Regions from separate parts of the Mus musculus genome. Here region 2 is linked to region 1. A link is a contact called in ENCODE Hi-C or POLR2A ChIA-PET data. All regions are on one chromosome and are shown on one strand. The core of a region is the stretch at or near the end of the contact, and the rest is flanking DNA. Distances in the headings are between cores, read along the strand shown.

The links. A loop is a pair of places that touch in the nucleus more often than their neighbours do. ChIA-PET counts read pairs that join two places held with the same protein, here RNA polymerase II (POLR2A).
Region 2: a map of heart shows a loop between it and region 1 (5-fold over the local background). The contact joins the promoter of Ubl5 here to the promoter of Zfp317 in region 1. A Hi-C loop is called at or near these places in 1 of 37 maps with a recorded cell type or tissue (heart). POLR2A ChIA-PET finds 5 or more read pairs at or near these places in 1 of 5 experiments (embryonic stem cell).

The regions. Positions count from the first base shown.
Region 1 is chr9:19,620,377-19,624,602 of GRCm38, forward strand. It overlaps Zfp317 (zinc finger protein 317), which reads left to right and starts at 1,715. Exons shown (of 9, transcript NM_172918.4): 1 at 1,715-1,909.
Region 2 is chr9:20,640,898-20,644,779 of GRCm38, forward strand. It overlaps Ubl5 (ubiquitin-like 5), which reads left to right and starts at 2,439. Exons shown (of 5, transcript NM_025401.4): 1 at 2,439-3,882. It overlaps Fbxl12 (F-box and leucine-rich repeat protein 12), which reads right to left and starts at 1,909. Exons shown (of 3, transcript NM_013911.3): 1 at 1,307-1,909; 2 at 1,127-1,199. The coding sequence starts at 1,392.

The DNA of each region.
Region 1 (4,226 bases), core at 465-2,964:
ATCAAAGTTCCAGTTCCTAAAGGTTACACAGATTGCATAAACAGATGTCCCTGTATTGGTCAGCTACATAAGCTTGTGGCTACAATTTTACCTTCAAACAGCAACAGAGTTACAGCAAGAGCCTGGAAATCATTGCTGTATGTCTCAGATGCTACCTGGTAACATTTTTGACTCTCAGTGTGGTAGATGCTAGTGTTAAATTGACCCATTCAAGGTAAAATGAGTAATATTTTGTGAATTAGTGAATGCAGGTTGACAAATAGAAGTATAAAAATGTTGACTGCTACTATCTGAAATTTCCCTACTGCCAAAAAAAAAGAAAGAAAGAAAGAAAGAAAGAAAGAAAGAAAGAAAGAAAGAAAGAAAGAAAAGAAAGGAAAAGAAAAAAAGGAAAAGAAAAGAAAAGAAAGGAAAAAGAGAATACAAATGTATACTAACTTTGAAGATTCTTTAATCTTTAATAGTATCATGATTTTCATGGTCCATGCTGAGAGGATAGGTTGATAATGCAGAAATACTATGGTTATGAGAACTTTATAACTTCATGTGAAGTTCAAATACTATCATAAATCAAATTAACTTAGGCAATTTCCAGTATCCTCAGTTCATTTCATTGCCCATCCCTATATCTGGCTGAACAACCTTTATGAAATTCTTTAACATATATTATTAAGACATGAATAATCTTAATCAATCCTAAAAACTTACAATGCTATAGATAGCAACACAGATACACAGCAGAGTTTTTTGTCCTACTTTTCTGCAAGATATTAATCTATCACCCATCATATTTATTAAATGCCTTGATCTTTCACTCTTTTCATTCTATGACTAATAAAATCCCATGTGTGCAGTTCCTTGGCAAAAATTTGTCTTTTGTCACACCCTCAGTTGGTGTTTCTGGGTCATGGTCTTTGGTATTTGTTTGTGAACAAATTTATCTGCGGCAAGAGTAGTTTTGTGTTGACACCGATTTTGAAACGAACAAGTTGATAAAGCTGCTATATTTGAGGTTAGGTTGGGTGTGTTTTCAGTATTTAAATATGTGTCTAAATATCTTAAGTAAGGCAGTGTAGTTTTGGGGGTATAGGTATGGGTTATGGGTTATAGTGATTGCATACAATATTTAAAGTAGGAAGAGTGACTGCTAACAGGTTCAGGTTGATGATCTTAGAAAGAAGAACAAGCTGAAGGCAGGCCCATAAGATGATGTGGTGCAATTAGAACTTGGAAAAAGCATATATATACATATATACATATATACATATATACATATATACACATATACACATATACACATACACACATACACACATACACACATACACACATACACACATACACACATACACACATACACACATACACACATACACACATACACACATACACACATACACACATACACACATACACACATACACACATACACACATACACACATATATATATTCTACTTGAGCATCCTTGTCAGGGCCGTCCAACTAGAAACTACATTTCCCATAAACCCTTGTCAGGGCCGTCCAACGTAGAAACTACATTTCCCATAAACCATTTCAATCTCATTTAGAAGCAATTAATCGGTTTCGCGAGAGTTCCTAGTTCACCAAGAATGCACGGCTCATTAAGGTTATCAAACTCCATTTCCCAAGATGCACGCCGTGAAGGTTTCACGTTATAAAAGGCTTATGAAGTTTCGCGAGATTTCGAAGACGGACGTGAAGTAGAAGCCATTGCTTCGGGGAGCTAGTGGAAGTCACATGTGCGAAAGGATAGTTGGGGTTTCCCCTGTGTTTGGACCCTCCTGTTCCCCGAAGCGTTCTGAAGCATTCCGGGGCCTTGCGTGAACTTCTAGTTCTTCCGCCTTAGCCGCGGAGACTTCCGCTTCCTGGATTCCACCCTCAGTCTGGTAAGCCCGTGGTTCGTCACTTAACCCGTTAGCTCCAGGAAGCGGAGGGCTGTGGCCGGGATGAGGACAGCAGAAACCTTAGGAGGCGTGCCTTGAGGTCCCCATCCTGGCGACCCAGGAGAGGTTTTAAAATATGTAGACCAGGATGTTCAGGGGTGTCGGAATGACAGTGATTGCTCTTAGCATGGGTTTCCTTCCTAAAACTATCATTGATATGTGCACACCTTTTTCTTTTTGTTATTGTGAAACTTGCCTAATACCTTTTCTATTATGTTAAATCATCAGTTGCTTTATGCGTTTGTTGGCTGACAATCCTCATGTGAATAAATTACTTGTAAACATAGTTGTAATTTAATTTGAAAGTTAATCTAATTAAATACTTTGAACTTTTTCCATAATATTTTTCCAAGCTTTTATATAAAAGCCACAACTTCAATAAACATATAATTAAAGATAATTAAAGATAGCAATAGCTATGTTTTTTGCAGAGGCCAAATTTTTGTTTGTAGTCTACAAGGTGACAATGGTATCCGTAAGTAATAAACATGACTTTAGAAGTTAGTGATGATGGTTACACAATAATGAACATGATAGGTGCCAGGGAAATTGAACACTTAAATTTTAAATAAAATGGCAATTTTTATATTATGAAAAAATATTAAAACGATGACCATTTAGTGAATTTATAAGCTAGATTATGATGGAGATCATTAAAGACTCGTGTGCTCTTGTTATAGTACATATTTTCTCTCCCCTATAGTGAAATATGTGGATTTTGCTGTTCCCCCAATACTATTATGTATTTTAATGAAATCATTTTTCTACTGATCCAAGTATCCCATTGCACCAAGTATCTTAAACTCAAAAGGTAGTCACTTTTCAATAGTGTCACACCTTATATTTTAAAATGAGATGTAAAACCCAGATGCTGCATTTCTCTCTCCAAGGTGTGTTGGGTCTGTATTTTAGTCTTTAGAATATTGACATTTTTATGCCATTAAATTTTATAGTTAATCTGTTTATATAGCTGAGCAATTTGATTTTAAGTGTATTTTCTTTTTTTTTCCTCTCAACCTTTTTTCTACTTGTTTTTTTTTTTTTTTTAATTTTTTATTAGGTATTTTCTTCATTACATTTCAAATGCTGTCCCAAAAGTCCCCTATCCCCCACCTTAGAATTCTGTGGTTCATATTGTTGTTCCTTACCTGTGTTTTCAATAACATTTTCTTCAAGCTGTTATACTTTATGAATTTGAGATCAAGATTATTTCTAAAATATATATTTCTACTAATTTAGTACAGTATTTGGATGTTGTTCATAGGCAGTTCTGTCACCTGACTAAAATAAGTAAATATGCTTCCTTTTAATTATACACATTTGTTATATCCTGGTTTGGATGGAGATTTGAAATATTGGTAGTGAGTTTATCTAGCACAATCATAGATGACCCTGCTTTCCTTCTGACTCTTAAGTAAAATTGGCTTCCCATATGCTGGAATTTTTTCTATTTTTATGTCAAGGAACTTGTCTTTTTCTGGAGGTGTTTTGTTTTTTGTTTGTTGTTTTTAATTTTGTTCATCTGTTTGTTTTTATCGTCCTTTTCTTTTCCTTCTGTATTGCTGTACTCTTCTATTGTGTTTTCTTTTTTTCTGCTCTTTTTTCCCCTGCTGTATTTCAGGTGAATTGAAATATCTTGTGCTTGACCAATATAATGCTGGTATATCGAGTGAATAAGCAAATAATGGAGTTTTTGTTTTTGTTTTTTTTCAAGCATAATGGAATTAGGACAATTGACTTTTCAGTAGTAACTAAGTTTAGAAAGGACACATTTTCCTGACATTAGGAACTTCTTGCTGCGTTTGCTTGTTTGTGTGTGTGTGTGTGTGTGTGTGTGTGTGTGTATGTGTGTGTGTGTTTTACTGTTAAGTTTTCCTTTTCTATTTCAGGCTCATGCCAGCCATCTTCCCAAAACATGTCAGAGGCTTTTTCCCTCTAAATTCTGGAATATTTTGGGTAAGGATATCACTGGACATGTTGGTAGACGCCTACAATTTCAGCACTTAGGAAGTAGATGTAGGAGAATCAGAAGTTCAAGGACAGTGTGTACTGTATGCATGTCTAGTTATAGGCCAACTTGGGATGCATAAGACCCTATCTGATAAGAACTAAAAAGGGGTCCATTAAGATGGCTCAGTGGATGAAATCATTTACAGAGCAGGTGTGACTTACCACTTGAGTACACACGTCAAATCCCATCACTCCTTTAAGGAAAATGGAAGGCTCACACAGTAGAATATGGACGAGAAGCAAGTGTATA
Region 2 (3,882 bases), core at 1,189-3,688, 1.0 Mb after region 1:
TCTCAGCACCACATCAACTATGTGATAGCACATACCTGTGATCCCAGCACTCAAGAGGAAAAGACCAAAAGGAGCAGAACCTTCTGCCATCCTTGGCTACACAGCCAGCTAGAAGCTAATTTTGGGATACATGAGACCCACCTCAAAACCAAAACAACAAAACTAGAAAACTGAAAAGCTATAAGCTTGCATTTATTAAATGCTGGAGACACACACTGGCCATACTGGCTAAGTTCTACAATACATCAGACATGAAACATGAAGGTACTTTTTTTTGTTTTTCCAGACAGGGTTTCTCTGTGTAGCCCTGGCTGTCCTGGAACTCACTCTGTAGACCAGGCTGGCCTCGAACTCAGAAATCTGCCTGCCTCTGCCTCCCAAGGGATGGGATTAAAGGCCTGCGCCACCACTGCCTGGCCTACAAGCATTATTTTTAATCCCCATATCTTAGATGAGAAACTGAGGTCTGAGCATTGAAGGGGAGGTAAAGGCTGGCACTAGGACAGGCAGAAAAATTCCAAGCACGAACTCACTTAAATACCAAACCAGCAGAGTATGGTGGTGCATACCCTTAGTCCCAGCACTGGAGAAGCAGAATTCCAGGTCAGCCAGGGCTACAGAGAAATTTTTCCTCGAGAAAACAAACAAACAAACAAACAAACAAAACCCAAACACTTCCTGGGCCTTCTCCTACAGCTGTAACTTCAGCACTCAGGAGGTTGTTGCAGGGGGTGGTTAGTTGGAAACCAGTACGTGACTCAGAGGTGTTCCTTCCTAGCATTCAAGAAACCTAAATTGCATTCCCAGTAGCACAGGAACCACACATGGGGCCCACGCTGCTAATCCCAATATTTAGAAGGTCGAGGTAGGTATCAAGCTCAGCCTCGGCTTCATAGGAAGCTGAAGTCAGCCTGGCCTAGAGGCCCTGTCTCAAAACAACCCCCTCAGCCCCCCAAGAAGCAACACCAACGAAAATCCAGAAAAATAAAAGCCTCAAGAAACTATCAAAAATAAATAAATAAAACAAACAGCAAACAAACACTAGAAAGCAAAATAAAGCAACCCCCACCCCCATGTCCCAGGGCAGGGGGTGGCTCTCCCCGCACCGCTCCCGGGTCCCGCATACCGTGTAGAGCGTCAGGTCGACGTGTCGCCATAGCCACCGGTCATCCACTAGCCTCTTCCAGCGGTGACAGACCCTGGAGGAGTGGACCGGCCGTTAGAACGACCCCGGCCCGCTAGGACCGGATCCGCATCTCCTGCCGAGCCCATGCCCGGCTCTTTCCCCCGAGGAGCGGGGCGGCACCTGGAGATGCGGATCCGGTCCCGGACAGGGAGGTAAGAGAAGATCTCCAAGAGCACCAAGTCTGGGAGGTCAAACAGAGTCGCCATGGTCCAGCTGTCGCACGCTTCCGTTTCCGGTGGCGGCGAGGCCGCGTTCCCTGGACAGCGCTGGGGTGGTCGGACTGGCCAAACCGGCGCGACTTTCAGAGGCCCGCCGAGAATCCCTACTTTTCTAGGAAAGTGCCCGAGGCCCCGGGACTGGACAGGCGCGGGCTGACGACCGTTTAGAGGTCAAGACTAGAGACTGACTAGGCCTGACTGGCTTGGCTAGCGGATGGAACTGGAAATAGGAAAACCTGGATGTGGCTTGGGAGAGGAGGGGGCACGAGGCGTGGCCAGGGCCAAGAGGAAGACGAACAGCAAACCCAGAAGGCTGGAGGTGACGAGTGCCTCGGGGGCGTGGCCATAAGGTGGAGCTAAGTATAAGCAGCAAACCCAAAAGGGGTCCGCAGACAACCCAGAAGGCGTGACTCTAGGAAAACCTGGATGTGGCTTGGTGGAGGAGGGGGCACGAGGCGTGGCCAGGGCCAAGAGGAAGGCTAACAGCAAATCCAGAAGGCTGAAGGTGAAGAATGCCTCGGGGGCGTGGCCATGAGGTGGAGCTAAGTATAAGCAGCAAACCCAAATGGGGTCAGCAGACAACCCAGAAGGCGTGACTCTGGCGAGGAGGGGGCTCAGGGCGTAGTCATAGCCGGGAGACGTGGCGAGCAGAGGCAGGTAGACCCCACGCAAGCTGGGATGAAGAAAGCAACACGCCTAGAAAGCGTGGCTCCGACGGGCGGGGAGTGGTCCTGAGGCGTGGCCAAGGGGCCCAGGGGCCAGGAGGCCCGGGGGCCCGGGGGCCCGGGGGCCTGGAGGCCAGTCAGAGGAAAAGCAGCAAACTCCCAAAGTGGGACTCTGGGAGAGAGGATAAAAGACAGAGACGAAGGGCAGCAGGCGTTGCAAACAAGGCCAAAGTACTAGCATTTGAAAAAGCGCCGCCGAGTGGAAGGGTGTGGCCAGCGGCAGAGGAGCTGATTGGAGGCCGTCCACAACAATGGGAAGGCGTGGCTTCAGTAGGAAGAGACAAGGGGCGCGTCTAGAGCTAAGCGACTAGTGGCGTGCGGAGGTTTGGCTTGTGCTGGAAAAGGCTTAGGGTTACTGCCAAGGCAGAGATCAGCCTGCGACCAGACCGTATGTATACCCAGGAGGCATGACTTGAGCAGGGAAAAGTTAACAGAGCAACAAACCCAGAAACCATGACTTGTGTGGGAAGGGGCTCAAGGACTAGGGATCCTAATTGCGCCTGAAGACTAAACTTGTAAAACCTAGCTTAGGCGGAACAAGGTCCGATATAGGGGATGGAATCAAGTTTGGAATGGCTGGGCGACAAAGGGACAGGCTGGGAGACTTATGACTGGAAGAATGGATAAGAGCAGCGACGGGGGCCCTAAAAGCATCGCTGGAGACAGAAACAAGAGCTAAACCAGGAACTGGGTGTGCAGCTCAGTGGGAGAGCCTTTGGCTGGTAAGCATGCTTAGCAGGCCCTAGGTTCGACCTCCAACACTAAAACAAATACCAAAACAAAACAAGAAAAACAAACCCCACCACTTTTCTTGTATGTATGCCAAGAGACTTAAAGCCTGAGAAGTTTTTTTTCGAGACGGAAACGAATCCGGTAAAGCCTGAGAAGTCTTTTCAGGACGGAAACGAGGCATTGGGGAGACTGGAACATATCTAAGCACTAAAGACACAGAACAGGACTTCATTCGAAACTGAAAGGTGTGACTGGGATGGGAGTGAGGGGCCAGCAGGACGGCCAAGCCAGGGAGGCGTGGCCACAGCCGCAATAGAAAGCAAGAATAATGCCTTTTGCTGCCTACGCATAAGGATTAAATTTTGTATAAGTCGTATTAGGTAAGCACAAGGCGCTGGGTAAGACTTTTCTTTTTCTTGAGTCAATATATGCTTACCTTGCTAAGAATCCTGTCTGCTAAGAAGAAATCGCTCAATAGAGGCAAAACTGGTTGAATTTAAGAAGGGATTCCTCTCCCACCAGCTCTCGCGATTCTTTAATCTGGAACAAGATTAAAGAATCAAAGCAAAAGCTCTTTCCCCGTATGCTATTTCCAACATCTTCGCAGGCAGGACACGGACACGCGGAGTGGTACGCAACATGCATGGCCTCTCAACCAGGATCCGACTTAGTTTTCATCAACTGCAGCCTGCACCCCTGGAGTCTCTGAAACGGTCACTACGACCAGGGGCGGGGAAGCAAGCACAGGGTTTGAGGCTGAGCTTTGAATGAAAGCAGAAAGCCACAGGCCCTGCATGACTCCATTTCGGCACACCTGCAGCCGGGATTCCGCGGTAGGAGGATTGTCTGGCTTGGGAGTAGTCGAGCACCCCGCCGCTGAGATCCTTTAGGTTTCTTCCATGATGAAGGAATCTCCAACACCAGTTCCAACGTCCGCTGTAAATCCATTCTTAGCAAGTCCCAGCTCATCCACACTGCGCAACAGAATCGCAAATCCTAGCCCGGAACCCGGAAGCACCTA